Regions from separate parts of the Homo sapiens genome. Here region 2 is linked to region 1. Evidence: chromatin loops called from intact Hi-C (ENCODE). Cell type or tissue: thyroid gland. All regions are shown on one strand. Links, peaks and the distances in the headings refer to the core of each region. The heading gives the core; the rest is flanking DNA. Region 1 has its middle 12 kb from the start of CRCP. Region 2 has its middle 39 kb from the start of TPST1.

Evidence for each region. A loop is a pair of places that touch in the nucleus more often than their neighbours do. Peaks named below come from ENCODE experiments on the same cell type or tissue, not always from the same donor. Only the 100,000 strongest peaks of a DNase experiment are listed, where the experiment ranks them.
Region 2: it touches region 1 in a loop (4-fold over the local background); 2 of 110 quality-filtered maps call a loop at or near these places.

What each region holds. Positions count from the first base shown.
Region 1 is chr7:66,094,778-66,110,682 of GRCh38, reverse strand. No RefSeq gene overlaps it. Among named protein-coding and RNA genes, the nearest start is that of CRCP, 12 kb to the left of the region's middle. RefSeq lists an enhancer at 9,917-10,478. In thyroid gland, for the core only: no CTCF peak of the experiment used is centred there; a DNase peak (open chromatin) is centred at 10,412; H3K4me3 peaks cover 1,119 bases; H3K27ac peaks cover 1,191 bases.
Region 2 is chr7:66,158,340-66,174,244 of GRCh38, reverse strand. No RefSeq gene overlaps it. Among named protein-coding and RNA genes, the nearest start is that of TPST1, 39 kb to the left of the region's middle. In thyroid gland, for the core only: no CTCF peak of the experiment used is centred there; a DNase peak (open chromatin) is centred at 9,684.

The DNA.
Region 1 (15,905 bases), core at 5,989-13,988:
TACAAAAATTAGCCGGGCATGGTGGCAGGCGCCTGTAATCCCAGCTACTCAGGAGACTGAGGTAGGAGAACCACTTGAGCCCGGGAAGCGGAGGTTGCAGTGAGCCGAGTAAACATTCTTTTTACTGTCTGCACCTCTGGTCCTGGATAGTCGCTGATCACCATGACAATTAAGGGTATGGACCTTAAGAAGAAAAGATTATCCTGGATTTTCTATGTGGTATCAACATAATCACATGGATCATTAAAAGCATAAAATCATTCTCACCTGATGTCAGAGCCCAAGGGAGGTGTGGCTAGGGAAGGGAAGAATGATCTGAGAGATGCAATATTCCTGCCTTTGAAGATGGAGGAAGGGGCCATGAGCCAAGGAATGTAGGTAACTGTAGAAGCTGGAAAAGGCAAGAAAACAGATTCTCCTGTGAAGCTTCCAGAAAGGACTGCAGCCCAGCTGGGTGCCACGGCTCACACCGGTAATCCCATCACTTTGGGAGCCCAAGGCAGGCGGATTACTTGAGGTCAGGAGTTTGAGATCAGCCTAGCCAACATGGTGAAACACTGTCTCTACTAAAAATTTAAAAAATTAGCTGGGTGTGGTGGCAGGCGCCTGTAATCCCAGCAACTTGGGAGGCTGAGGTAGGAGAATTGCTTGAACCCAGGAGGGGTAGGTTGCAGTGAGCCAAGATCGTGCACTCCAGGCTGGGCAACAGAGCGAGACTCTGACTCAAAAAAAAAGGACTGCAGCCCTACCAACACCTTGATTTTAACCCAGTGAGACTGATTTAGGACTTCTGTATTACTCCATTCTCACACTTCTATAAAGAAATACCTGAAGGCCGGGCATGGTGGCTCATGTCTGTAATCCCAGCACTTTGGGAGGCTGAGGCAGGCAGATCATGAGGTCAGGCGTTTAAGACCAGCCTGGCCAACATGGTGAAACCCCGTCTCTACTAAAAAATACAAAAAAAATTAGCTGGGCGTGGTGGCGCACACCTGTAATCCCAGCTACTGGGGAGGCTGAGGCAGGAGAATCTCTTCACCCAGGAGGCAGAGTTTGCAGTGAGCTGAGATTGCACCACTGCACTCCAGCCTGGGCAACACAGCAAGACTCTGTCTTAAAAAAAAAAAAAAAGGAATACCTGAGACTAAAAAAGAAAAAAGAAATACCTGAGACTAGATAATTTATAAAGAAAGGTGGTTTGGCTGGGCGTGGCGGCTCACGCCTATAATCCCAGCACTTTTGGAGGCCAAGGTGGGAGGATCACGAGGTCAGGAGATCAAGACCATCCTGTCAGTGAAAACCTGTCTCTACTAAAAAATACAAAAAATTAGCCAGGCGTGGTGGTGGGTGCCTGTAGTCCCAGCTACTTGGGAGGCTGAGGCAGGAGAAAGGTGTGAACCCAGGAGGTGGAGCTTGCAGTGAGCCGAGATTCTGCCACTGTACTCCAGCCTGGGCGACAGAGCAAGACTGTCTCAAAAAAAAAAAAAAAAAAAAAAAAAAAAGGTGGTTTAATCAGCTTACAGTTCCACAGGCTCTAGAGGAAGAAAGGCAGCATCTTCTTCTGGGGAGGACTCAGGGATCTTCTACTCATGACAAAGGTGAAGGGGAGCAGGACCAAGAGACGAGGGGAGGAGCTACACACTTATTATTATTATTACTTTATTTCTTTATTTTATTTTTGAGACAGAGTCTCGCTCTGTCACCCAGGCTGGAGTGCAAGAGTGCAGTGGCATGATCTTGGCTCATCACAACTTCCGCCTCCCAGTTTCAAGCAATTTTCCTGCCTCAGCCTCCTGAATATCTGGGATTTCAGGTGCCTGCCACCCTGCCCAGCTAATTTTTGTATTTTTAGTAGAGATGGGGGTTTCACTGTGTTGTTCAGGCGGGTCACGAACTCCTGACCTTGTGATCTGCCTGCCTTGGCCTCACAAAGTGCTGGGATTACAGGTGTGAGCCACCATGCCCAGCCCATGTCTGCAAATTCTCTGACACCCCTCATGGAGTGGAGTCTAACTCCTCCCCACCTTGAACATGGTCTAGCCTTCCTGACTTACTTCCTTTTCTTTTGAGACAGGATCTCACTGTGTATCCCAGGCTGGAGTGCAGTGGCGCAATCACGGCTCACTGCAGCCTTGACCTCCTGGGCTCTGGCGATCCTCCCACCTTAGCCTCCTGAGTAGCTGGGACCATAGGTGCTCACCACCACACCCAGCTGATTTTTTTTTTTTTTTTTTTTGAGATGGAGTAGCACTCCTGTTGCCCAGGCTGGAGGGCAATGGCGCGGTCTGAGCTCCCTGCAACCTCTGCCTCCTGGGTTCAAGCAATTCTCCTGTCTCAGGGTCCCAAGTAGCTGGAATTACAGGTGCCTGCCACCACGCCCAGCTAATTTTTGTATTTTTTTGTAGAGATGATGTTTCACCATGTTGGCCAGGCTGGTCTCAAACTCCTGACCTCAGGCGACCCGCCCACCTCGGCCTTCCAAAGTGCTGGGATTACAGGTGTGAGTCACTGCTCTCGGTAGATTTTTGTATTTTTTTGTAAAGATGGAGTTTCACCACCATTGCCCAGGCTGGTTTCGAACTCCTAGGCTCAAATGATTCTCCGATTTCAGCCTCCCAAAGTGCTGGGATTATATGTGAGAGTTACTGTGCCTGGCCAACTTACTTCTTCTAATTCTGTTTTTTTTTTTTGAGACAGAGCCTCCCTCTGTTTTCCAGGCTGGAGTGCAATGGCGCGATCTTGGCTCACTGCAGCCTCTGCCTCCCGGGTTCAAGCGATTCTCCTACCTCAGCCTCCCGAGTAGCTAGGATTGCAGGCATGTGCCACCACACCCAGCTAATTTTTGTATTTTTAGTAGAGATGAGGTTTCACCATGTTAGCCAGGCTGCTCTTGAACTCCTGACCTCACTCAGGTGATCTGCCCACCTCAGCCTCCCAAAGTGCTGGGATTATAGGCATGAGCCACCACGTCTGGCCCTGACTCACTTCTAAGAGGTAGAATGTGGTCAAAGAGACTGCATGACTGCTGAGGCTGCGTCAGAAAAGGTAATGCAGCTCCCACCTGGCTCTCTCTGGGGCTATGGGCCTTTGGAGCATGAAGCCAGCCTATAAGAAGCCCAGCTGCCTCCACACCACCATGCTGGAGGGATTACATGGAGAGATCACACAGTTATACTGTGAGATGTCCTGTCTGTCCCAGCCCTCAGCCATTCGAGTCTTCCCAGTCTAAATACAAGACGTGTGACTGAGGAAGCTTTTGAAATGATCCCACATGGTGGTGCATGCCTGTAATCCCAGCTGCTTGGGAGGCTGAGGGAGAGTTGCTTGAACCCAGGAGGCGGAGGTTGCTGTGACCAGGATCAAACCACTGCACTCCAGCCTGGGTGACAGAGCAAGACTCCATCTCGAACAATAAAAATAAAAATGAAGGCCGGGTTTGGTGGCATATGCCTCTAATCCCAGCACTTTGGGAAGCCAAGGTGAAAGGATCACGAGGTCAGGAGACAGAGACCATCCTGGCTAACACAGTGAAACCCCGTGTCTACTAAAAATACCAAAAATTAGCCCTGTGTGGTGGTGGGCACCTGTAGTCCCAACTGCTTGGGAGGCTGAGGCAGGAGAATGGCGTGAACCCGGGAGGTGGAGCTTGCAGTGAGCAGAGATCGGGCCACTGCACTCCAACCTGGGTGACACAGCAAGACTCCATCTCAAAAAATAATAATAATAAAATAAAAAATAAAAATAAAAACATGGTCTGGTCTTCATGACTCACTTCCTTTTGAGACAGGATTTCAGCCAGTACTGTAAACATATGAGGAACCATAAGCAAGACCTCCTAGCTAATTCAACCCCCTGAATTATCAGAGGTAATAATTGTGACAGTTGTTTTACAACCTGGGATGTCTCCTTACACAGCAAAAGACAACAGATAGACACATATAGTACTTTGCACATAAAAAACACTGAAAACATAGCAGTCCTGGCCAGGCACGGTGGCTCACTTCTGTAATCCCGGCACTTCGGGAGGACGAGGCGGTGGGATCACCTGAGGTCAGGAGTTCGAGACCAGCCTAGCCACCATGGTGAAGCCCCGTCTCTACTAAAAATAAAAAAATTAGCCAGGTGTAGTGGTGTACACTGGTGTAATCCCACCTACTCAGGAGGCCGAGGGAGGAGAATTGCTTGAACCTAGGAGGTGGAGGTTGCAATAAACCAAGATCGTGCCACTGCACTCCAGCCTGGGCAACAGAGTGAGACTCCATCCCAAAAACAAAAACATGTCAGTCCTAATTGTTATTATTATTTCAAACCAGCTTTATCTTGACCCACTAGGCCCTTATGTATTAATCATAGCAACTATTATTTATTGAACACTTAGTATAAATCAGACATAGCACATATGTGCACACCTTGTTATACTCCACTTTGATTTATTGTGCTTCACAGAAACTGCATTTTTTACAAATTTAAGGTTTGTGGCAACCCTGTGTTGGGTAAGTCTGTCAGTGGCATTTTTCCAACAGCACATGCTCACTTCATACCTCTGTGTCACAGTTCAGTAATTCTGGCAGTATTTCAAACTTTTATTTTATTTATTTATTTATTTATTTTGAGGCGGAGTCTCGCTCTGTCACCCAGGCTGGAGTGCGGTGGCGTGATCTCGGCTCACTGCAAGCTCCGCCTCCCAGGTTCACGCCATTCTCCTGCCTCAGCCTCCTGAGTAGCTGGGACTACAGGCGCCGGCCACCACGCCTGGCTAATTTTTTGTATTTTTTAGTAGAGACGGGGTTTCACCATGTTAGCGAGGATAGTCTCGATCTCCTGACCACGTGATCCACTCGCCTCTGTCTCCCAAAGTGCTGGGATTACAGGCTTGAGCCACCATGCCCAGCCCAAATTTTTAATTATTACTATATCTGCTGTGGTGATCTGTGATCAGTGGTCTTTGATATTACTACTACAGTTGTTTTGGGCATCATACACCATGCCCATTTAAGATGGTGAATTTAATCAACAAATGTGTGTGTTCTAACTGCCTCTCTGACCAACTGTGCCTCCGTCTCATGCCTTCTTGCCCTCTTGAGTCTCCCTATTTCCTGAGACAGAACAATATTGAAATTAGGTCAATTAACAAGCCTACAATGGCCTCTAAGTGTTAAAGTGAAAGGAAGGGTCCTACATGTCTCACTTAATGTCAAAAGCTAGAAATGATTAAACATCATGAGGCAGACATGTTGAAGACTGAGAAAGAACAAAAGCAAAGCCTCTTGTACCCATTAACCAAGTTGTGAACACAAAGGAAAAGTTATTTTTTTCTCTCTCTCTCTTGAGACGGAGTCTCGCTCTGTGGCCCAGGCTGAAGTGCAATGGCACAATCTCGGCTCCCTGCAACCACTGCTCCCGGGGTTCCAGTGATTGTCCTGCCTCAGCCTCTCAAGTAGCTGGGATTATAGGCACGTGCCAACAACCGGCTAATGTTTTGTATTTTTAGTAGAAACGGGTTTTCCCCATGTTGGCCAGGCTGGTCTTGAACTCCTGACCTTAGATGATCTGCCTGCCTTGGCCTCCCAAAGTGCTAGGATTACAGGCATGAGCCACCGTGCCTGGCAGGAAAAGTTCTTGAAGGAAATTAAAAGTGCTACTCCTGTGAACACACGAATGAGAAGAAAGCAAAGCAGCCTTATTGCTGATACAGAGAAAGTTTGGTCTGGATAGAAGATCAAACCAGTCACAACATTCCCTTAAGCCAAAGCCTAATCCAGAGCAAGGTTCTAACTCTCCTGAATTCTATGAAGGCAAAGAGGGGTGAGGAAGCTGTAGAAGAAAAGGTGGGGCTGGGTGCGGTGGCTCAGGCCTGTAATCCCAGCACTTTGGGAGGCTGAGGTGGGTGGGTCACCTGAGGTCAGGAGTTCGAGACCAGCCTGAACAACATGGTGAAACCCCATCTCTACTAAAAATACAAAAATTAGCCAGGCATGGTGGTGGACACCTGTAATCCCAGCTACTTAAGAGGCTGAGACAGGAGCATCACTTGAACCTGGGGGTAAAGGTTGCAGTGAGCCGAGATTGTGCCACTTCACTGCAGCCTGGGCGAAAGAGCAAAACTCCATCTCAAAGAAAAGAAATATATTTTGTGGCCGGGTGCGGTGGCTCAAGCCTGTAATCCCAGCACTTTGGGAGGCTGAGTCGGGCAGATCACGAGGTCAGGAGTTTGAGACCAGCCTGCCCAATACAGTGAAACCTCGTCTCTACTGAAAATACAAAAATTAGCCAGGTGTGGTGGCACGCGCCTGTACTCCCAGCTACTCAGGAGGCTGAGGCAGAAGAATCGCTTGAACCCGGGAGGCAGAGGTTGCAGTGAGCAGAGATTGTGCCACTGCACTCTAGCCTGGGCAACAGGGCAAGGCTCCATCTCAAAAAAAAAAAAAAAAAATTAGCTGGAGGTGAATTGCTCAATCCCATGAGCAAACTTGAATGAATGAGCAATTGCTTCTTATGACTGAGCAAAAAAATTGGTTTCTTCCAATGGGATGTACTTCTGGTGAAGATACTGTGAATATTGCTGAAATAACAGCAAAAGATTTAGAATACTACATAAAAACCTAGTTGATAAAGTAGGAGCAGGGTTTGAGAAGATTGACTCTAATTTTGAAAAAAGTTCTGCCGTGTGTAAAATGCTATCAAACAGCATCACATCCTACAGTGACGGTGGAAGTCAATTGATGCTGCAAACTTCAATGTTGTCTTATTTTAAGAAATTGCGACCGGGCACGGTGGCTCGGGCCTGTAATCCCAGCACTTTGGGAGGCCGAGGTGGGCAGATCACGAGGTCAGAAGATCGAGACCATCCTGGCTAATATGGTGAAACCCCGTCTCTACTAAAAATACAAAAAATTAGTCGGGTGTGGTGGTGGGCACCTGTAGTCCCAGCTTCTTGGGAGGCTGAGGCAGGAGAATGGCGTGAACCCGGGAGGCGGAGCTTGCAGTGAGCTGAGATCACGCCACTGCATTCCAGCCTGGGCGAGAGAGCAAGACTCCATCTCAAAATAAATAAATAAAAATAAATTAAAAAAAAGAAATTGCAGCCAGGCGCGGTGGCTCATGCCCGTAATCTCACACTTTGGAAGGCCAAGACGGCTGAATCACCTGAGGTTGGGAGTCCGAGACCAGCCTGACCAACATGGAGAAAACCCCATCTCTACTAAAAATACAAAAACTTAGCCAGGCATGATGGCGCATGCCTGTAATCCCAGCACTTTGGAAGGCTGAGGCGGGTGACTCACCTGAGGTCAGGAGTTCGAGACCAGCCTTACCAACATGGAGAAACCCCATCTCTACTAAAAATATAAAAAATTAGCCAGGCATGGTGGCACATGTCTGTAATCCCAGCTACTCGAGAGGCTGAGGCAGGAGAATCAATTGAACTTGGGAGGTGGCAGTTGCAGTGAGCCAAGATCCCCCAGGTGTGCACCACCATGCCAGAATAATGAAAACTTTTTTTTTTTTTTTTTTTTTAAGAGATGGGTGTCTCCCTGTGTTGCCTAGGCTGGTCTTGAACAGCCTGGGAAACAGCAAGAATCACTTTCTAAAAAATTAAAAATAAAAAGATTAGCCGGATGTGGCAGCACACACCTAAAGTCTCAGCTACTCATGATGCTGAGGGAGGTGGATCACTTGAGCCCAGGCGTTTAAGGTTACAGTGAGCTATGATCATGCCACTGCATTCTTGCCTCTTTTAGTGAGACCCTCCTTTAAAAAATAAAAAGTTATGTTTACACTCTTCTGTAGTCTTTTATTAATTAATTAACTTTTTTATTTTTTGAGAGGGGGTCTTGCTGTGTCACCCAGGCTGAAGTGCAGTGGCGTGATCTTGGCTCACTGCAACCTCCACCTTCTGGGTTCAAGTGATTCTCCTGCCTCAGCCTCCCGAGTAGCTGGGATTACAGGCACATGCCACTCTGCCTGGCTAATTTTTGTATTTTAGTAGAGATGGGGTTTCACCATGTTGGTCAGGCTGGTCTCGAACTCTTGACCTCAAATGATCCACCCGCCTCTGTAGTCTCTTAAGTATGCGATAAAATTATGTCTATAAAAACAATGTACAGGCCGGGTGCGGTGGCCCACGCCTGTAATCCCAGCACTTTGGGAGGCCAAGGCAGGCAGATTACCTGAGGGCAGGAGTTTGAGACCAGCCTGGCCAACATGGAGAAACCCCATCTCTACTAAAAATACAAAAATTACCTGGGCCTGGTGGCACATGCGTGTAATCTCAGCTACTCAGGAGGCTGAGGCGGGAGAATTGCTTGAGCCCGGGAGGCGGAGTTTGCAGTGAGCTGAGAATGCGCCACTGCACTCCAGCCTGGGCAACAGAGCAAGACTCTGCCTCAAAAAAAAAAAAAAAGAAAGAAAGAAAGAAAAAAAAGTATATACCTTAACTTAAAAATAATGCTTAAAATATTAATGATCATCTGAGTTTTCTTTCAGTAAGTCATTACATTTTTGTTAGTGGAGGGTCTTGCCTCGATGTTGGTGGCTGCTGACTGATCAGGGTAGTGGTTCCTGAAGGTTGAGATGGCTGTGGCAATTACAGGCGTGCACCACCATGCCTGGCTAATTTTTCTATTTTTAGTAGAGACAGTGTTTCACCATGTTGGCAAGGCTGGTCTTGAACTCCTGACCTCGTGATCCGCCCGCCTTGGCCTCCCAAAGTACTGGGATTAGAGGCATGAGCCACCGAGCCCAGGCTTAATACACCATTTTATAAGTTTTTTCTTAGGTAGGGTCTCACTCTGTCAGCTATGCTGGAGTACAGTGACATGATGAGAACTCTCAATGAAGCCTCAAACTCTGGGGCTCAACAGATCCTCCTGCCTCACCCTCCAGAGTAGCTGGGACTACAGGCATGCACCAACATGCCCTTCTAATTTTTGAATTTTTAGTAGAAATGGGGTTTCACCATGTTTGGCCAGGCTGGTCTCGAACTCCTGATCTCAGGCTACCCACCCACCTTGGCCTCCCAGAGTGCTGGGATGACAGGTGTGAGCCACTGTGCCTGGCCTCATTTTTTTTTTTTTACTTCACTTTATTGTGCTTCAGAGATATTGCATTCCTTAACATTTTTTAAATTTAAAAATATAAATAGGCCGGGCGCAGTGGCTCAAGCCTGTAATCCCAGCACTTTGGGAGACTGAGGTGGGCGGATCACAAGGTCAGGAGATCGAGACCATCCTGGCTAACACGGTGAAACCCCATATATACTAAAAATACAAAAAAATTAGCCGGGCGTGGTGGCGGGCACCTGTAGTCCCAGCTACTCGGGAGGCTGAGGCAGGAGAATGGCGTGAACCCAGGAGGCGGAGCTTGCAGTGAGCTGAGATTGTGCCACTGCACTCCAGCCTGAGCGACAGAACAAGACTCTGTCTCAAAAAAAAAAGATAATAATAATAATATTTAAAACAATTTAGATGGGGGGGGGTCTCGCTATGTTGACCAGGCTGGTTTCGAACTCCTGGCATCAAGCAATCCTCCCATCTCAGCCTCCCAAAGTGCTGGAGTTACAGGCGTGAGTCACCATGCGTGGCCCATTTTTTAACATACTAGAGGATTGTGGCAACCCTGTGTTGAGGTAGCGTATTGGTGCCGTTTTTCCAACAGCATGTGTTCATTCGCTGTCTTTGTGTCACATTTCGGTAATTCTTATTGTATTTCAAACTTTATTACTATTTTTTTGAGACAGAGTCTTACTCCATTGCCCAGGCTCAAGTGCAGTGGTTTGACCATAGCTCACTGCAGCCTTGACCGCCTGGGCTCAAGTGATCCTCTTGCCTCAGCCTTCTGAGTAGCTGGGATGACTGGTTTGTGCCACCATTCCTGGCTAATTTTTAATTTTTTTTTAAATTTTTATTTTTGTAAAAACAGGGTCTCACTATGTTGGTCAGGCTGGTCTCAAACGCCTGGGTTTCTAGCAATCTTCCCGCCTCAGCCTCCCAAATAGATGGATTACAGGCGTGAGCCACTGCACCTGGCTCTTTTTTTTTTTTTTGAGATGGAGTCTCACTCTGTCGCCCAGGCTGGAGTGCAGTAGCCCGATCTCAGCTAACTGCAACCTCCGCCTCCCAGGTTCAAGCGTTTCTTCTGCCTCAGCCTCTGGAGTAGCTGGGAGTATGGGTATGAGCCACCAAGCCCGCTTGGCTGTTTCTTTTTCTTCCTCCCTCTTTCCTCCTCCTCATTCTTTTTCCTCCTCCTTCCTTCCTCCTTACTGCTGCCCCCCAAATTGCTGGGATTACAGGCATGAGCCACCGTGCCTGGCAGTTTCCGTCTCTTCCTTCTCCTCCTCCCCCCTCCCCTCCCCTCCTCCTTTACAGGCCTGAGCCACCAATCCATGTAGTTTCCTTCTCCTCCTCCTCCTTTACAGGCATGAGCCACTGCGCTTGGCTGTTTTTTCCTCCTCCTCCTCCTCCTCCTCCTCCTTTACAGGCGTAAGCCACCTCGCCTGGCTGTTTCCTCCTCCTCCTCCTTTACAGGCTGCGCCACCACACCTGGCTGTTTCTCCCTCTTCCTCCTCCTCCTCGTCCTTTACAGTCGTGAGCCACCTCGCCTGGCTGTTTCCTCCTCCTCCTCCTCTTCCTTCTCCTCCTTTACCGGCATGAGCCACCCTTCCTGGCTGTTTCTTCTTCCTCCTGCTCCTCCTCCTCCTCCTTTACAGGCATGAGCCACTGTGCCTGGCTGTCTCCTCCTCCTCCTCTACAGGCGTGAGCCACTGCAACTGGCTGTTTCCTCCTCCTCCTTTGCAGGCTTGAGCCACTGTGCCTGGCTGTTTCTTCCTCCTCTTTCTCCTTTACAGGCGTGAGCCACCACGCCTGGCTGTTTCCTCCTGCTCCTCCTCCTCTTCCTCTTCCTTTACAGGTGTGAGAGCCACCAGGCCTGGCTGTTTCTTCCTTCTCCTCCTCCTCCTCATTCTCCTCCTCCTTTACAGACCTGAGCCAGGGAGCCTGGCTGTTTCTTCCTCCTACTCCTCCTCTACAGGTGTAAGCCACCAAGCCTCGCCGTTTCCTTCTCCTCCTCCCTCTCCTCCTTCTCCCCCTCCTCCTCTTCTCCCCCTCCCTCCTCCCCCTCCTTTCCTCCTCCTCCCTTCTTCCTTTCCTCCTCTTCCACCTCCTTCTCCACCTCCTCCTCCTCCACCTCCTTCTCCTCCTCCTCCACCTCCTTCTCCTCCTCCTCTCCTCCTCCTCCCCTCCTCCTCCTCTCCTCCTCCCCCTCTCCTCCTCTCCTCCTCCTCCCCTCCTTCTCCTCTCCTTCTCTCCTCCTCCTCCCCTCCTCCTCCTCCCCTCCTCCTCCCCTCCTCCTCCCCTCCTTCTACTCCCCTCCTCCTCCGCTCCTTCTCCTCCCCTCCTCCTCCTCCCCTCCTCCTCCTCTCCTCCTCCTCTCCTCCTCCTCTCCTCTCCGCCTCCTCTCCTCCTCTCCTCTCCGCCTCCTCTCCTCCACTCCTTCTACTCCCCTCCTCCTCCGCTCCTTCTCCTCCCCTCCTTCTCCTCCCCTCCTCCTCTCCTCTCCTCCTCCTCCCCTCCTCCTCCTCTCCTCCTCCTCTCCTCCTCCTCTCCTCTCCGCCTCCTCTCCTCCTCCTCCTCTCCTCCTCCTCTCCTCCTCTCCTCTCCTCCACTCCTCCTCCTCCACCTCCTCTTCTTTCTCCTCCTCCTCTTCTTCCTCCTCCTCCTCCATCTCCTGCTCCTCCACTGCTCCTGGCTGTTTCTTCCTCCTCCTCCTCCTCCTCTTCCTTCTCCTCCTCCTCCTCCTTTAACAGGCATGAGCCACCACACCTGGCTGTTTCCTCCTCCTCCTTTACAGGCTTGAGCCACTGTGCCTGGCTGTTTCTTCCTCCTCCTCTTCCTCCTTTACAGGCATGAGCCACGGCCTGGCTGTTTCCTCCCGTTCCTCCTCCTCCTCCTCCCCCCCCCACTCCTCCTTCTTTCTTATGTATGTATTTATTTATTTATTTACTTACTTATTCATTTATTTTTAGACAGAGTCTCCCTCTGTCACCCAGGCTGGAGTGCAGTGGCATGATCTCAGCTCACTGCAACCTCTGCCTCCCGGGTTCAAGCAAGTCTCCTGCCTCAGCTTCCCAAGTAGCTGGGACTACAGGCTCCCGCCACCACACCCGGCTAATTTTTGTATTTTTAGTAGAGATAGGGTTTCACCATGTTGGCCAGGCTGGTCTCGAACTCCTGACCTCAGGTGATCCACCTGCCTCGGCCTCCCAAAGTGCTGGGATTACAGGCATGAGCCACCGCGCCCAGCCACTATTTTTTTATTTATTTTTTAAAGACAGAGTCTTGCTCTTGTCACCCAGGCTGGAGTGCAATGGTGCAATCTCGGCTCACTACAACTTCTGCCTCCTGGGATCAAGCAATTCTGCTTCAGCCTCCCGAGTAGCTGAGATTACAGGCGCCCGCCACCATGTCCAGCTAAGTTTTGTATTTTTAGTAGAGATGGGGTTTCACCATGTTGGCCAGGCTGGTCTCAAACTCCTGACCTCAGGTGATCCACCCGCCTCAGCCTCCCAAAGTGCTGGGATTACAGGCGTGAGCCTCTGTGCCCAGGATTATTGTTTTATTTATTTATTTATTTATTGAGATAGAGTTTCACTCTTGTTGCTCAGGCTTTATTTATTTATTTAATGAGATAGAGTTTTGCTTTTGTTGCCCAGGCTGGTGTGCAATGGCATGATGTTGGTTCACTGCAACCTCCACCTCTGGGGTTCAAGCAATTCTGCTGCCTCAGCCTCCCAAGTAGCTGGGACTAGAGGCGTGCACCACCACACCTAGCTAATTTTTAGCATTTTAGTAGAGATGGGGTTTCACCATGTTAGTCAGGCTGGTCTTGAACTTCTGACCTCAGGTGATCCACCTGCCTCGGCCTCCCAAAGTGCTGGGATAACAGGTGTGAGCCACCGCGCCAGCCTATTATTGTAATAATATCTGTCATGCTGATCTATGACCAGTGATCCTTGATGTTACTATTGTATCCGTCCAAAAGTAATTGCCGGTTTTGCCATTGAAAGTAATGGCACAGCTGGGCGCGGAGGCTCATGCCTGTAATCCCAGCACTTTGGGAAGCTGAGGCGGGTGGATCACGAGGTAAGGACATCAAGACCATCCTGCCTAACACGGTGAAACCCCGTCTCTACTAAAAATACAAAAAAAAAATTAGCCAGGCCTGGTAGCAGGCGCCTGTAGTCCCAGCTACTCGGGAAGCTGAGGCAGGAGAATGGCATGAATCCGGGAGGCAGAGCTTGCAGTGAGCCAAGATCACGCCACTGCACTCCAGCCTGGGCGACAGAGCGAGACCCCGTCTCAAAAAAAAAAAAAAAAAAAAAAGTAATGGCACTAGGCTGGGCGGGGTGTCTCACACCTATAATCCTAGCACTTTGGGAGGCCGAAGTGGTTGGATCACCTGAGGTCAGGAGTTCAAGACCAGCCTGACCAACATGGCGAAACCCCATCTCTACTAAAAATACAAAAAAAATTAACCAGGCCTGGTGGCAGGTGCCTGTAATCCCAGCTGCTTGGGAGGCTGAGGCAGGAGAATCACTTGAACCCAGGCAGAGGAGGTTGCAGTGAACCGAGATTGCGCCATTGTACTCCAGCCTGGGCAACAGAGTGAGACTATGTCTCAAAAAATAAAAATAAAAACAAACAAACAAAAAAAGATTGACAATGGAAGCAGAGAGAGAATTGAAGATGCTACACCACTGGTCTTGCAGATGGAAGAAGGAACTACAAGCCAAGGAATGCAGGTGGCCTCTAGAAAATGGAAAAAACAAGGAAATGGATCCTCCTCTAGATCCTGGCTGACACTTGATTTCTTCTCAGTAAAACCAATTTCAGACTTGTGATGTCCAGAATTATCAGATTACACATGTTGAGCCATTAAATTCATGGTAGGCCAGGTGTGGTGGCTCATGCCTGTAATCCCAGCACTTTGGGAGGGTGAGGCAGGTGGAAGGCTTGAGCTCAGGAGTTTGAGACTAGCCTGGGAAACATAGAGCCCATCTCGATTTTTTAAAAATAAAATGAAATTATTTAAAAAGTTTGGCTGTTTTTTTCTTTTCTTTTCTTTTTTTTTTTTGAGAAGGACTCTCACTCTATCACCTAGGCTGGAGTGCAGTGGCATGGTCTCAGCTGACTGCAACCTCCACCTCCCAGGTTCACGCAATTCTCGTGCCTCAGCCTCTTGAGTGGCTGGGACTACAGGCGTGCACCACTGCGCCCGGCTAATTTTTGTATTTTTATTAGAGATGGGGTTCCAATATGTTGGCCAGGCTCGTCTCGAACTCCTGGCATCAAGTGATCCACTGGCCTCGGCCTCCCACCGTGCTGGGATTACAGGTGTGAGCCACTGTGCCTGGCTTGGCTTGGTTTATTTTTTTTTTTTGAGGTGAAGTCACGCTCTTGTTCCCCAGGCTGGAGTGCAATGGCACAATCTCAGCTCACAGCAACCTCCACCTCCCGGGTTCAAGCAATTCTCCTGCCTTAGCCTCCTGAGTAGCTGGGATTACAGGTGTCTGGCACTGCATCCAGCTTTTTTTTTTTTTTTTTTTTGAGACGGAGTCTCGCTCTGTCACCCAGGCTGGAGTGCAGTGGCGTGATCTCCGCTCACTGCAAGCTCTGCCTCCCGGGTTCACGCCAGTATCCCGTCTCAGCCTCCCGAGTAGCTGGGACTACAGGCAGTGCCTGGCTAATTTTTTGTATTTTTAGTAGAGATGGGGTTTTACCATCTTGGCCAGGCTGGTCTTGAAGTCCTGACCTTGTGATCCACCTGCCTTGGCCTCCTAAAGTGCTGGGATTACAGGCGTGAGCCACCGCACCCGGCCTGTTTTTTTTTTTTTTTTTTTAATGTGGTAGCTGGGATCTTGCTATGTTGCCCAGGCTGGTATTGAACTGAACTCCTGGCTTCAAGCAGTCCTCCCACCTTGGCCTCCCAAACTGTCGGGATTACATGCATAAACCACCGTACTTGGCCTCTAATTTCAGACATCTCTTATCAGGAGTTTGGTGAGATTTGCATAGAAGAGGTCTCTGTGTCACCACGGGCTCTCTACTGAACACTTGCCGTGTGCCTGGCCTGGCCTCAGGGCTCTCTGCAGGCTTGGTGTAGCCATGCCTCCCTTGACTGCAGCAAGGTGCAGGTCCCCTCCAGGCCCTGCATCCCAGTCACCCTCCCCTCAAGGTCAATGTGGGGGAATTTATCTGTACATCACTCTCTAGGGTAGAGGAGGTGTCTGTTTTGCAGGAAGCTAACCCAGTGGCTGGCATCACATACTAGCTGGATGGCTGACCTTACCACTCCATACACCATGCCCCTTAGGAGGTCACAGGTCACCCTTGCGGTGCTGGTACAGGCCTCAGCCTGAGCAATACCCGTGATGGTGCCTGAATGGTCCAGGAAAGGGTAGGTTCAGCAAGGGGTGAATGAGGGCAGGGGGAGCCCAGGGGACGCTGGGAAAGAAGGGAGATGGACAGTGACTGACGGGGCCACCCATACCCATCAGGTCCCACCAGTCCTGCCAATGACACCCAAGGCAGGAGGTCATTTTTTTTCCCCCAATGAGACAGAGTCTCACAATGTTGCCAAGGTTGGTCTTGAACTCCTAGCCTCAAACAATCCTGGCTCAGCCTCCTGAGTAGCTGGGATTACAGGTGCACACCATCATGCCACGCTTTTTTCTTTTCTTTTTTTTCTTAGGTCACTGTGTTATTTTTGTTGTTTTTTGAAACAGAGTCTTGCTCTGTCACCCAGGCTGGAGCCAGTGTCGTGATCTCGGCTCACTGCAACCTCCCCCTCCTAGATTCAAGTGATTCTCCTGCCTCAGCCTCCTGAGTAGCTGGGATTACAGGCATTCCCCA
Region 2 (15,905 bases), core at 5,321-13,320, 64 kb before region 1:
AGACCCCATCTCTATATAACAAAATAAATAAAATAAAATAAATAATATTAAAATTTTTTTTTGAGACAGCGTCTCACTCTGTTGCCCAAGCTGGAGCTGGAGTGCAGTGGTATGGTCACAGCTCTCTGCAGCATCAAACTACTATGTTCAAGTAATCTTCCTCGCTCAGCTTCCCGTAGCTGAAACCACAGGCATGAGCCACCATGCCCAGCATTTTTTTGTTGTTGTTGTTTACTTAGTATTACTTTTTTGTCAAGACAAAGCCTCACTGTTTTGCCCAGGCTGGTCTTGAACTCCTCGCCTCAGCCTCCCAAAACACTGGGATTACAGGCGAGAGCCACTGCTTCTGGATAAAAATTATTTTTAAAAAAGACTAGGCAACTGCTCTAGATTAAAGGCAGCTGACTCGACAGTGAGACCCTGTCTCTACAAAAAATACAAAAATTAGCTGGGCATGGTGGTGCATGCCTGCAGTCCCAGCTACTTGGGAGGCTAAGGAGGCAGGATCACTTGAGCCTGGGAGGCAGAGGATGCAGTGAGCTATGATTGCACCACAGCACTCCAGCCTGGGCAACAGGGTGAGACTCTGTCTCAAAAAAAAAATTGAAATAAAATTAAAAAGTGTGATCTAGATTAAAGGCAACTTACTCAACTTTATGCATTATGTGATGTTTACGTAGTGCACTGGGGGAAAAGGCTCTGAAGGACATTTTCAGAACAATTTTGGAGAAATTTGAATAGTAGTTAATATAATTATATTCATGGTCAATGCTCTGGGTGTGGTTAACTGTGATGTGGTTTATGTAGGAGAATACACCTGCTCTTAGAGTTACATGCTTGTATGAATCTGTTCTCATGCTGCTAATAAAGACATACCTGAGACTGGGTAATTTATAAAAGAAAGAGGTTTAATGGACTCACAGTTCCACATGGCTGGGGAGACCTCACAATCATGGCAGAAGGCAAAGGAGGAGCAAAGGCCCATCTTACATGGTGGTAGCCAAGAGAGTGTGTGCAGGGAACTCCCCTTTATAAAACCATCAGATCTCATGAGACTTACTCACTCGCAGGAGAATGGCATGGGAAAAACCCACCCCCGTGATTCAATTATCTCCACCTGGCCCCGCCCTTGACATGTGGGGATTATTACAATTCGGGACGAGATTTGGGTAGGGACACAGCCAAACCATATCATTGCCAAAGTATATAAGGACAAGTGTCATATCTATAATTTATTTTAAATGGTTTAGAAAAAAAAAAGATCCAAAGAGAGAGAGAAAATAAAGGTGGCAGTATGCCAAATGCTAATTTGGCTGATGAAGGATCAGCAGATGTTTTCTGTAAAGAGCCATATTGTAAATTATTTAGGCTTTGCAGCCTATAAAGTCTCTGCCAAAATACTCCACGTTGCTGTTTTAGCATGAAAGCAGCCATAAACAATATATAGACCAATAAGCATGGGCCGGGCATGATGGTGACCCATGCCTGTAATCCCAGCACTTTGGCGGGCCAAGACAGGAGGACTGCTTGAGCCCAGGAGTTGGAGAACAGCCCTGGCAACATAGCAAGATCCCGTCACTACAAAAAAAATTTTTAAAGTAGCTGGGCATGGTGGTGCACACCTGTAGTTCCAGCTACTTGGGAGGCTGAGATGAGAGGATTGCTTGAGCCCAGGAGTTCAAGGCTGCAGTGAGCTGTGTTGGCACCACTGCACTCCAGCCTGGGCAACAGAGCAAGACCCTGTCTCAAAACAAACAAAAAAGCATTACTATGTTTCAATAAAACTTGATTTATGAACAATGAAATTTGAATTTAATTTTTTTTTTAGATGGATTCTCTCTGTCGCCCAGGCTGGAGTGCAGTGGCACGATCTTGGCTCACTGTAACTTCTGCCTCCCAGGTTCAAGCAATTCTCCCGCCTCAGCCTCCCGAGTAGCTGGGATTACAGGCACGTGCCACCATGCCCAGTGAACTTTTTTATTTTTGAGAGAGACTGGGTTTCACCATGTTGGTCAGGCTGGTCTCAAACTCCTAACATCAAGTGATCTGCCCACCTCAGCCTCCCAAAGTGCTGGGACTACAGGCGTGAGCCTCTGTGTCCAAAGTTTTGATTTCTTATCATTTTTATGTGTCTTGACATATTTTCTTCTGTTAATTCCTGCATCCATAAGTGTGAATTTTATTTCACTAAGATTAGTAAACAGCCATTTCAAAACTTGGCTCTCTGAAAGTATATACACCAAAATGTTATCAATGATGACTCCTTCAGGATCAGGAGGGAGATGAAGAGGAATTTTATGTGTTTTTTTTGTTTTTGTTTTCCTGAGATAAGGCCTCACTCTGTCACCCAGGCTAGAGTGCATTGGTGCAATCACAGCTCACTGCAGCCTCAACCTCCAGGGTTCAAGTGATCCTCCCAGCTCAGCCTCCCATATAGCTGAGAATACCGGCATGCATCACTATGCAATGCTTTTCTAAAAATTATTTTTTGTAGAGATGGGGTCTCACTATGTTGCTCAGGCTGGTCTCCAACTCCTGGGCTCAAGTGATCCTCCCACCTCAGCCTCCCAAAGTGCTGGGATTATAGGCATGAGCTGCCACGCCCTGCCAGAACTTCATGTTTTATTTTATATACATCCGTATTGTTTAAATGTTCACAAGAATGCATAGGTTGGGCGCAGTGGTTCAGGCCTGTAATCCCAACACTTTGGGAGGCCGATGGGGGTGGATTGCTTTGAGCTCAGGAGTTCGAGACCTGCCTGGGCAACAGGGCAAAACTCCATCTCTACAAAGAATACAAAAATTAGCTGGGCATGGTGGTGCAAATCTGTGGTCCCAGCTACTTGGGAGGCTGAGGTGGGGGGATCACTTGAGCCTGGGAGGTGGAGGTTGCAGTAAGCCGAGATCACACCACTGCACTCCAGCCTGGGCAACAGAGTGAGACCCCATCCCCCAAAATAAATGAATGAAGGAATGTTCACAAGAGAGCTTTGGTTTGAGGAGGTGGTGTATTTTTTGTTTTCTTTTCATTAAGCTGCTTCTTAGTCAGTTTTTGCTGCAGTAACAAACAACCCCAACATTCCAGTGGCTTACAACATACATTTGTTCCTCATATTACATGAGGGCTGAGGGTGGGCCAGAGGGTGAGCAAGCCTCCAGCATCAGAGATCTGCAAATACATGCTCAGGCTCTGCTGCCCTGGTCCTATGTGATCCTGGCTCACCGGGGCTTGTTCTTGGCTCCAATCCTGACTGCAGTCCCCTCCTGTGACCTCGCCTGCATCGGTGACTTCCGCATCTCCCAGCATTCAGACCTTGGCTGTCCTCTGGTTTCCCTGGCTCAGCGCACCCTGCCCTGGCCCTGACTCCTTGGTGTCCCTATGACTCAAGACTCTGGCTCCCTGCCCCCAGGACCCCACCCTGCCCATGTTCTGGCCCTTCCAGCTAAGGCCCCACAAGGGGGAAAAAGAGAGCATTTAACCCAGAACCCACCAGGTTCCTGGGACTCTCTGCCCCTGCCCTGTGCAAGGACAACATGGGTCTTCCGGTTCTACGAACACAGCCACTGACCCAGCCGTGCACGCAGGACACGGCAGACATGTAATTAATGACCCACGAAGCTTCTAACAGAGGCTCATTCTGAGTAGCTAGTACTCTAGGGGGAGTGAAGGGAAGATTGACTCTTGGCTGCAAGCCATACCCAGCATGTCACAGCCCCCAGCCCTAAAGTCTACTTGCTCCATCCTCCTCCTTGGTCAGGGGTATTTGGGAACCACGGGGAAGGAGCTTTAGAAACAGGATTGCTCAATAGATCTGATGCTTGGGCGTTTCGAGTTCCCAGCAAACACTTGCTTCCCAAGCCCAAGCACGTGATCTCTAGCTCTGGAGCAGACAGGTCTAGGTCGACTTGCATCTTTTTTTTTTTTTTTTTTTTGGAGACAGAGTCTCACCCTGTCGCCCAGGCTGGAGTGCAGTGGCGCGATCTTGGGTCACTGCAACCTCCTCCTCCCAGGTTCAAGGGATTCTCTTGCCTCAGCCTCCTGAGTATCTGGGACTACAGGCGTGCATCACCATGCCCAACCAATTTTTGTAATTTTTGGTAGAGACAGGGTTTTGCCGTGTTGGCCAGGCTGGTCTCAAACTCCTGACCTCAGTTGATCCCCGACTTCAGCCTCCCAAAGTGCTGGGATTACAGGCGTGAGCCTCCGCGCCTGGCCCTGAAAAATTTTTTTGTAGAGATGGGGACTCACTTTGTTGGCTAGCCTGGTCTCAAACTCCTGGACTCAAGCGATCCTCCTGCCTCAGCCACCCAAAGTGCTGTGATTACAGGTGTGAGCCACTGCACCCAGCTGTCTGCCTCCGCCTCCAGTACTTGCTCCCTGGGAGTGCCTGGGCCATTTTTTCACTCTGCACCTTTGGTTTCCTCCTCTATGACATAGGGATAAGGCATGCAGAGCCCTTAGTGCAGCACCTGGAATGTGGTTGGTGTTGAAAACTAGTAGCTATTGGTTGAGGCAAGAATCATCACTAGAATATAAGAGTAGTGAGTAAAAATGTGGTAAGAGAATATTTCTCTCAAATATCTCCCCATAAATTGCTTGTTAATTAAAAATGGGGGCAGGGTGCAGTGGCTCACACCTGTAATCCCAACACTTTGGGAGGCCGAGGTGGGAGGATCACTTGAGGCCAGGGGTTCGAGACCAGCCCAGGCAACATAGTGTAATCCCAGCACTTTGGGAGGCTGAGGCAGGCGGATCACCTGAGGTCAGGAGTTCGAGACCAGCTTGGCCAACATGGCGAAACCCCGTCTCTACTAAAAATACAAAAATTAGTCGGGCGTGGTGGTGCATGCCTATAATCCCAGCTATTTGGGAGGCTGAGGCAGGAGAATTGCTTGAACCCACAAGGCGAAGAAGGTTGCAGTGAGCCGAGATAATGCCACTGCACTCCAGCCTGGGCAACAAGAGTGTAACTCTGTCTCAAAAAAAAAGCTGGGAGTGATGGTGCACACCTGTAGTCCCAGCTACCTGGGAGGGAAGATCGCTTGAGCCCAGGAGGTCGAGGCTGCAGTGAGCTATGACGGCACCACTGCACTTCAGCCTGGGTGACACAGTGAGATCCTGTCTCACAAAGATTAAAAAAGGGGAGGGAGAACTAATCAAAGAACACCATCAGAGGAGTAAAAATACAACCCTCAGATTGGAAGTAAATATTTGCAATTCACATATATGATAAAGATTGATATCCAGAATACATTAAGAATTCCTGTGACTAAAAAACACAACAAAACATCAATTTAAAAATCGCCAGGCATGGTGGCTCACACTTGTAATCCCAGCAATTTGGGAGGCCAAGGCAGGTGAATCACCTGAGGTCAGGAGTTCGAGGCCAGCCTGGCCAACATGTTGAAAACCCCATCTCTACTAAAAATACAAAAAATTAGCTGGGCATGGTGGCGGGCGCCTGTAATCCAAGCTACTCGGGAGGCTGAGGCAAGAGAATCACTTGAACCCAGGAGGCGGAGGTTTCAGTGAGCTGAGATCTTGCCATTGCACTCCAGCCTGGGAGACAACAGCGAAACTCCATCTGCCCCCACCAAAAAAAAAAAAAGGCAAGGGTGGGGGCACATGTTCTCGGGATCTCCTGAGGGCTGTGTCTTGGGTCATGGTCACTAAAAAATTAAATTAAATTAAAAATTTTAAAAAAGGCAAGGGACTTGAGTAGGCATTTCTCCAAAGAAGATATATATATATATATATAGATATAGATACAGATTGAAATGTACATGAAAAGATATTCAGTATCATGAATCATTAGGGAAATGCAGATCAAAACCACAATGACATCCCCTTTCACACCCATTTGGATGGCTGATATGAAAAACAAATTTAAAAAAGAAAATGAAAAATAACAAGGGTTGGCAAGAATGTGGAGAAATGGGAACCACATTGTGCATTGCTGGTAGGAATATAAAATGGTACAGCTGCTATGTAAACAGTTTGGCAGTTCCTCAAAAAGATAAACACACAATTACTAAGCAATTCAGTCATTCCACTCGTAGATACATACTCAGATCAGAAAGCAGGGATTCAGATACTTGCATGCCAGTGTCCATAGCAGCATTATTTGTAATAGCTAAAAGTTGGAAACAAGCCAAATGTGCATCAGCAGACGAATGGATAAACAAAATGCAGGATACACATACAATGGACTCTTATTCAGCCTTAAAAAAGCATGAAATTGGCCGGGCACAGTGGCTTACACTTGTAACCCCAATACTTTGGGTGGCCGAGGCAGGTGGATCGCTTGAGGCCAGGAGTTCCAGACCAGCCTGGACAACATGGCAAAACCCCGTCTCTACTAAAAATACAATAAATTAGCCAGGCGTGGTGGCACATGCCTGTAGTCCCAGCTACTCAGGAGGCTGAAGTGGGAGGATCAACTGAGCCAGGGAAGTCAAGGCTGCTGTGAGCTGTAATGGCAGCACTGCACTCCAGCCTGGGCAGCAAGAATAAGTCCCAGTCTCAAAAAAAGAGAAGCCAATTCATTACCTTGAAAATAGGCAAAAAATGGGAAAGAATCAAACATTCATCTTGCCTGCCCTATACAAACTATATCTTGCAGCGTAAGTCACAAAAACACACTATGTCCCTCATAAGGAAGGATCACAATACCACCTATAGTGTTGCCAAAGGGATCAAGTGTGAATCTGACTGAGCTTATGGATCCAGCTGCTAAAATGAAGGAAAAACATAAGACAATTAACAAGTTGAACTGTGCAATAAGTAAGCCATCAGCAAAATCCAGGACTATGTGAAATTCTACAGGTCAAACTTCTTGGGCTCTTCATCATGAAACTGTAAGAATAAAAAGGGGGCCGGGCGCGGTGGCTCACACCTGTAATCCCAGCACTTTGGGAGGCCGAGGCGGGCGGATCACGAGGTCAGGAGATCGAGACCATCCTGGCTAACACGGTGAAACCCTGTCTCTACTAAAAATACAAAAAAATTAGCCGGGCGTGGTGGCGGGCGCCTGTAGTCCCAGCTACTCAGGAGGCTGAGGCAGGAGAATGGTGTGAACCCGGGAGGCGGAGCTTGTGGTGAGCAGAGATCTTGCCACTGCACTCCAGCCTGGGCGACAGAGTGAGACTCCATCTCAAAAAAAAAAAAAAAAAAAGAATAAAAAGGGATAAGGCTGAGGCAGAGGGATTGCTTGAGGCCAGGGGTTCAAGACCAGCCTGGGCAACATAGCAAGATCCTGTCTCTACAAAAAAATAGTAAAATAAAATAAAGTAAAAAGAAACGAATCGAGGGTGATCCTCTAGAAAGAGTCTTTTTTTTTTTTTTTTTTTTTTTGAGACAGAGTCTTGCTCTGTTGCCTAGGCTGGAGGGCAATGGCCCGATCTGGGCTCACTGCAACCTCCACCTCCCAGGTTCAAGTGATTCTCCCACCTCAGCCTCCTGAGTAGCTGGGATTACAGGCACTTGCCCAGCTAATTTTTGTATTTTTGTAGAGACGGGGTTTCACCATGTTGGCCAGGCTGGTCTCGAACTCCTGACCTCAAGTGATCCGCCTGCCTCAGCCTCCCAGAGTTCTGGGATTACAGGCATAAGCCACCGCGCCCAGCCAGAGTCTTAAAAGACATGTTAAAGTGGACAAAAGTGCAAGAGAAAACTATCATGGTAAGGAATAGTAATAAAACTGTAAAAAAAAAACCCCCAAAGAAATGGTTTCTGCGAAGTCAGGATTGTGGGTGCTTTAAGCAGGAGAAAGGTCATTGTATTTGAGACAGGACAAAAGGGAGGTTTCCGTAGTGGCTGTAAAAGAGTTCTTTCATTTTTTCTTTTTTGGAGATACAGTCATGCTCTGTTGCCCAGGCTGGAATGCAGTGGCGCCATCATAGCTCACTGCAGCCTCAAACTCCTGGGCTCAAGCGATCCTCCCACCTCAGCCTCCCAAGTAGCTGGAACTACAGCTGCATGCCACCATACCCAGCTAATTGTTGGGATTTTTTTTTTTTTTTTTTTTTTTGTAGAGGCAGTGTCTTGCTATGTTGCTCAGGCTGGTCTCAAATTCCTGGCCTCAAACAATCCTCCCATCTCAGCCTCCCAAAGTGCTGGGATTCTAGGTATAGGCCACCACAGCCAGTCTACTTCTTGTCCTTGAGTGGTAGTTACAATTATAAGCTCTCCTTAAAATTCATAAAACTATGATTTATAATTAACACATTTTATTTATAATTCTCTCCTTAGGTCGGGTGCAGGGGCTCATGCCTGCAATCCTAACACTGACACAGGAACCCAGGAGTTCAAGGATGCAAATGAGCTATGATCGTGCCACTGCACTCCAGCTGGAGGCGACAGAGTGAGACCCTATCTCTAAAAAATAATAATAATGATGATAATAACATAGTAATAATAATAGTTCTCTCCTTTTGTCCGTGGTTTTTTTGTTTGTGTTTTGTTTTTTTGAGATGGAGTCTTGCTCTGTTGCCCAGGCTGGAGTGTGGTAGGGGTATCTCGGCTCACTGCAACCTCCACCTCCCGGGTTCAAGCAATTATCCTGCCTCAGCCTCCCAAGTAGCTGGGATTACAGGTGCCTGCAACAACTCCCAGCTAATTTTTTTTTTTTTTTTTTGAGACGGAGTCTCGCTCTGTCACCCAGGCTGGAGTGCAGTGGTGCGATCTCGGCTCACTGCAAGCTCCACCTCCTGGGTTCACGCCTTTCTCCTGCCTCAGCCTCCCGAGTACAGGCGCCCGCCACCATACCCGGCTAATTTTTTGTATTTTTAGTAGAGATGGGGTTTCACCATGTTAGCCAGGATGGTCTCAATCTCCTGACCTCGTGATCCACCTGCCTCGGCCTCCCAAAGTGCTGGGATTACAGGCGTGAGCCACTGCACCTGGCCAATTTTTGTATTTTTAGTAGAGACAGGGTTTTGCCATGTTTGCCAGGCTGGTCTCGAACTCCTGACCTCAGGTGGTCTGCCTGCCTCAGCCTCCCAAAGTGCTGGGATTACAATTGTTAGCCACCACAGCTCGGCCAGTTCACATGTTTTGTGTTTTTATTTATTTATTTATTTGTTTGTTTTTGATTTTTTTTGTATCTGTGTCTTATCATACAATTAAAAAATTAAAGATTATTTCAAAACCAAATCCTCTAATTTTTTTCCCAGGAAGTCCTTCATGGACATAAAACTGAAGTAAGTGGATTGGATAGAACTGGAATCAAAAGTGACTCCTGGATTTACATAACAGAGCAAGGCAAGAATCACAAAAACATCACAAGGCCATGTATAGCTTATAACAAGTTTGTTTTACAAACTCCTCCAATGTATTGCAAGGATAGAGTACTTTGTAAGATGGTCAGGAATGGCTTTCCAGAAAAAGCAGGGCAGGAGCCAAAGCTTTTTTGTTGTTGTTGTTGTTGTTGTTGAGATGGAGCCTCAATCTGTCATCCAGGCTGGAGTGCAGTGGCACAATCTCAGCTCACTGCAACCTCTGCCTCCCAGGTTCAAGCGATTCTCCTGCCTTAGCCCCCTGAGTAGCTGGGATTACAGGCACCTGTCCAGCTAATTTTTATATTTTTGTAGAGACGGGGTTTCACCATGTTGCTCAGCCTGGCCTCGAACTCCTGATTTCAAGTGATCCACCTGCCTCCACCACCCAAAGTGCTGGGATTACAGATGTGAGCCACCGCGCCAGGCCAGGAGCCAAATCTTGAGTTAGGATTTGGATACTTGAAACAGGCATGCTGTATAAGCAGATGGAACTGAATACACAAAAGCACAGAGAAGGGAAAACACAAAATATCTTCGCACAATGTTCTTTCCTCCACTGGTTAACTTCTACTTATCCTTCGTGTCCAAACATTACTTGCTCAAAGAACTTTTCCTGTGTCTCCCAGAAAAGGTCAGGTTCTTAGCGCACTCTCCTTTGTAACTCTTACCACAGTTGTAATTCAGTGGTGAATTGTGATCTTGGTCATTTAGCATCTCCTCTCCCAGAAGGCAGGGGACCTGGTTGTCTGAGTCATATCATGTCTCCACTGCCTAGTCCTAACTAAGCCTTGCACTGCGTAGTCCTAAACCTTGCGTCATAGACACTCAATAAAAATTGATGAAAATTTACGTGCGAACCCATTCAGCTGGAATAGAAGGTTCTGCAAGATAATTTTTTTTCTTAAGACAGAGTCTCACTCTGTCATTCAGGGTGGGTTGCAGCAGTACAGTCACGGCTTACTGCAGCCTGGACCTCCCGGGCTCAAACCATTCTCCCACCTGAGCCTCCTGAGTAGCTGGTACTACAGATGTGTGCCACCATGCCAGATAATTAAATTTTTTTTGTATGTGTGTGACGGAATCACGCTTTGTTGCCCAGGCTGGAGTGCAATGGCACAATCTTGGCTCACTGCAACCTCCACCTCCCGGTTCAAGCGATTCTCCTGCCTCAGCCTCCCCGAGTAGCTGGGACTACAGGTGTGCACCACCATGCATGGCTACTTTTTGTATTTTTAGTAGAGATGGGGTTTTGCCAGGTTGGCCAGGCTGGTCTTGAACTCCTGACTTCAGGTGATCCACCCGTCTCAGCCTCCCAAAGTGCTGGGATTACAGGCGCAAGTCACTGCGCCTGGCCTAAAAAAATTTTTTATAGAGATGGGGAATCACTTTGTTGCCTAACCTGGCAACAAATTGCTGACCTCAAGTGATCCTCCGGCCTCAGGCACCAAAAGTGCTGGGATTACAGGCAAGAGCCACTGCACTCAGCCACAAGAGATTTAAAGTTGGAAATATTATTGGAAGCCAAATGGTGAATGACCTAGAATGTTAAGAGTTAAATGCTTAGTTTATTTTTTTCTCTTTCTCAACATGAAAAATGTATTGTCTCACAGTCCAAAGGCTAGAGGTAATGACAGGGTTGATTCCTTTTTTTTTTTTTTTGACACAGGGTCTCACTCTGTCACCCAGGCTAAAGTGTTAAAGTGTAGTGGTGCAATCTTGGCTCACTGCAACCTCCACCTCCTGGGCTCAACCTCCTGGGCTCATCCTCAGCCTCCTGAGTAGCTGGGACTACAGGTGCACACCACCATGCACAGCTAAGTTTTGGATTTTTTTTAGAGATGGGGTTTTGCCACGTTGCCCAGGCTGATCTCAAACTCTTGCGTTCAGGTCACCTGCCCGCCTAGCCTCCCAAAGTGCTGGGGTCACAGGTGGGAGCCAGGTTTGTTCCTTCTGAGAGCTCTGTTCCAGACCCCTCTCCTTGGTTTATAGTTGGCTGTCTTCTCACGTGTCTCTTCACATCATCTCTCTACGTGTGTCTCTGTGTCCAAATTTCCCCTTTTTATAAGGACAACAGTCATATTGGACTGGGGCTCACCCAAATGACCTCATTTCAACTTGATTACCAGTGTCAAAAAACCTAGTCTCCAAATAAGGTCACATCTGAGATGCTAAGGGTGAGGTTTCCAACCTATCTGTTTTGCTGATGCATGGTGCAGTGGCTCATGCCTGTAATCCCAGCACTTTGGGAAGCCAAGGTGGGAGGATCCCTTGAGGCCTGGAGTTCGAGACCAGCATGGTCAACATGGCAAAATCCATCTCTACTAAAAATACAAAAATTAGCCGGGCATGGTGGTGCACACCTGTAGTCTCAGCTATCGGGAGGCTGAGGCACAAGAATTGCTTGAACCTGGGAATTGGAGGTTGCAGTGTGCCAAGATCACACCACTACATTCCAGTCTGGGCAACAGAGTGAGACCCTGTCTCAGAAAAAAAAAAAAAAAAAGCAGAGATATCTAAATTGTCTTTGTATTTCACATGCCTTGAACCATTTTTATTTAATTTTTTTTTGAGACGAAGTCTCGTTCTTGTTGTCCAGGCTGGAGTGCAGTGGCACAGTCTTGGCTCACCACAACCTCCGCTTCCTGGGTTCAAGCAATTCTCGTGCCTCAGCCTCCTCAGTAGCTGGGACTGCAGGCACCCGCCACCAGGCCTGGCTAATTTTTGTATTTTTAGTAGAGACAGGGTTTCGCCATGTTGGCCAGGCTGGTCTCAAACTCCTGACTTCAGGTGATCCACCCACCTCAGTCTCCCAAAGTGCTAGGATTACAGGCGTGAGCCATCATGCCTGGTCTAATTTTTTTTTTTTTAATTTTTGAGACAGGGTCTCTCTCTGTTGCCTAGGCTGGAGTGCAGTGGTGCGAACACAGCTGACCGCAGTCTTGACTTCCTGGGCTCAAGCAGTTCTCTTCCCTCAGCCTCCTGAGTAGCTGAGACTACAAGCACATGCCACCATAACCAGCTAATTTTTTTAATTTTTGTAGAGATGAAGTCTGACCATGTTTCCCAGGCTGGTCTGGAACTCCTGGGTTCAAGTGAGCCTCCCACCTTGGCCTCCCAAAGTGCTGGGATCACACGCGTGAGCCACCGTGCGTGCCCTGCCTTAACAGTTTTTAAGTGTGCAGTCTAGTGATATTAAATATATTTAAAATGTTGTAAACCATCACTACCATCTATCTCCACAACTCTTTTCATCTCGTAAAACAAAAAACATATACCTATTAAACAATAACTTCCAACCCCTCTCCACCCACCCCCTGGAGACCACCATTTTACTTTCTGTCTCTATGATTTTGACTATGCTAAGTACCTTCTATAAGTGGAATCATACAATATTTTTTGTGTGTAACTGGCTTACTTCATCTAGCATAATATCCCTAAGGGTCATCCATATTGTAATGTCTGAAAATTTTTTTGTTTTTTAAGGCTGAATAATATTTCATTGTATGTATATGCCACATTTGGCTTATCCATTTATTCACTGATGAACACTGATTGTTTCCATATTGTGTGTGTGTATGTGTGTGTGTGTGTGTGTGTGTGTGTATGGTTTTTTTTTGGAGACAGAGTCTCACTCTGTTGCCCAGGCTGGAGTGCAGTGGTGTGATCTCCATTCACTGCAACCACCACCTCCTGGGTTCAGGTGATTCTCCTGCCTCAGCTTCCCGAGTAGCTAGGACTACAGGCATGTGCCACGATGCTGGGTTACTTTTTGTTGTTGTTGTTGTTTTGGTAGAGACAGGGTTTCACCATGTTGGCCAGGCTGGTCTCCAAATCCTAACCTCAAGTGATCCACCTGCCTCGGCCTCCCAAAGTGCTGGGTGACTGGTGTGAGCCACTGCGCCCAGACTGTTTCCATTTTTTGCTACCGTGAATAAGACTGCTGTGAACATGGGTGTATAAATATTTTTTCAAGACCTTGCTTTCAATTATTTTGTGTATACAGTCATCCCTCAGTATCCACAGGGGATTGGTTCTAGGACACACTGAGGATATCATAATCCACAGATGCTCAAGTCATTTATTTAAAATGAGGTGGTATTTGCATATAATCTATGCATATCCTCTTGTATACTTTAAATCATCTTTAGATTACTTATAATACCCAATACAATGTAAATGCTGTGTAAATAGTTGTTATACTGTATTGTTTAGGGAATAATGATAGAAGAAAAGGTATGTACATCTTCAGAACAGACACAATCATCATAGGCCTAACTACAATGTCCATGTGTAGCTGGTTGAATCAACATGCAGAACCCATGGATACAGGCTGGGCGCAGTGGCTCACACCTGTAATCCCAGCACTTTGGGAGGCTGAGGTGGGTGGATCACCTGAGCTTAGGAGTTGAGACAGCCTGTCCAACACCATGAAACCCCCGTCTCTACTAAAAATACAAAAATTAGCTGGGCATGGTGGTGCACTTCTGTAATCCCAGCTACTCAGGAGGCTGAGGCACAAGAATTTCTTGAACCCGGAAGGTGGAGGTTGCAGGGAGCTGAAATTGTGCAACTGCACTCCAGCCTGGGCAACAGAGTGAGACTCCATCTCAAAAAAAAACAAAAAACAAAAAAACCATGGATACAGAGGGCGAGCTATATACAAAGATATGGAATTGCTACATTGTATAATAATTCTATTTTTAATTTTTTGAGGAATTGCTACACTGTTTTCCATAGTAGCTGCACCATTTTAAATTGCCAGCAACAGTGCATAAGGGTTCCACTTTCTCCATATCCTCTCCAACACTTGTTATTTCTGGCATCTTAGTTACTTTCTTTTTAATAGTAACTAAAGGACACTTTTACATGTATAGAATCCTTAGTTGACAGGTTTTTTTTTTTTCTTTTGAGACAGTCTTGCTGTCGCCCAGGCTGGAGTGCAGTGGCGCGATCTCAGCTCACTGCAACCTCTGCCTCCTGGGTTCAAGTGATTCTCCTGCCTCAGCCTCCAGAGTAGCTGGGATTACAGGTGCCTGCCACCACGCCCAGCTAATTTTTGTGTTTTTAGTAGAGATGAGGTTTCACCATGTTGGCCAGGCTGGTCTTGAACTGCTGACCTCAGGTGACCTGCCTGCCTTAGTCTCCCAAAGTGCTGGCATTACAGGCATGAGCCACCATGCCTGGACTGTTTGTTCTTTTCTGTTTGCTCCTCAAAGTAATTTCAAATGTACTTTCTTCAAGTTTGTTCATTCTCTTCTACCTGCTCGATCCTTCCATTGACTCTACTGAATTTTTCAGTTTAGTTATTGTATTTTTCATCTCCAGAATTTTTGCTTAGGTTCTTTTTATAATTTCTATCTCTTTATTGATATTCTCATTTTATTAATATATAATTTTGCTGATTTCCTTTAGTTCTTTGTCCATGCTTTTCTTTAACTATTCAAGCATATTTAAGATGGTTTTAAGGTCTTTGTCTAGTAAGTCTGATACCTGTGTCTCTTCAGGAATAATTTCTTTATTTTCTTTTTATGAGATGCAGTCTTGCTCTGTGACTCAGGCTGGAGTGCAGTGGTGCAATCTCAACTCACTGCAACCTCCCGGGTTCAAGTGATTCTCCTGCCTTAGCCTCTTGAGTAGCTGGGATTACAGGTGCCCACCACCACACCCAGCTCATTTTTGTATTTTTAGTAGAGACGGGGTTTCACCATGTTGGCCAGGCTGGTCTTGAACTCCTGACCTCAAGTGATCTGCCTGCCTCGGCCTCCCAAAGTGCTGGGATTAGAGGCGTGAGCTAGTGCTCCCAGCCTCTCCAGATATAATTTCTGCCACTTCATTTTCTTCCTTGAAATAGTCCATGTTACCTTGGTTTTTTTTTTTTTTTTTTTTTTTGAGACGGAGTCTTGCTCTTTTGCCCAGGCCAGACTGCAGTGGCGCTATCTCGGCTCACTGCAAGCTCCACCTCCCGGGTTCATGCCATTCTCCTGCCTCAGCCTCCAGAGTAGCTGGGACTACAGAAGTCCGCCACCACGCCCGGCTAATATTTTGTATTTGTAGTAGAGAAGGGTTTCACCGTGTTAGCCAGGGTGGTCTTGATCTCCTGGCCTCGTGATCCACCTGCCTCAGCCTCCCAAAGTGCTGGGATTACAGGCGTGAGCCACCGCACCCGGCCTTGTTTTTTTAAATACAATTTGTGATTTTTGTTGTTGGAAAGTAGGCATTTGAAAAGGCAGCCATTTCTTTGTCTGCAGATTGGGTCTGTGCCAGTGAACTCCTTCACTAATTAGCAGGACATTTTTTGTGTCTTGGGATCGGCCTGAGGAGAAAGCAAAATGTCTTGGTCCATTTTGTGCTGCTATTACAGAATATTACAGACTGGGTACTTTACAGAGAACAGAAATGTATTTCTCACAGTTCTGGAGGCTGGAAAGTCCAAGCAGAAGGTGCCCACATCTGGTGTGATAAGGGCTTTCTTGCTGGATCCTCACATGGCACAAGGCAGAGGGTACAAAGGGATGAAATGTGTGTCCTCACATGGCAGTAAGCCCTTTATACAGTGGTATTAATCCATTAATGAGGGCAGAGCCCTCATGACCTCCCATTAGGCCCCACCTCCCAATACTATTGTA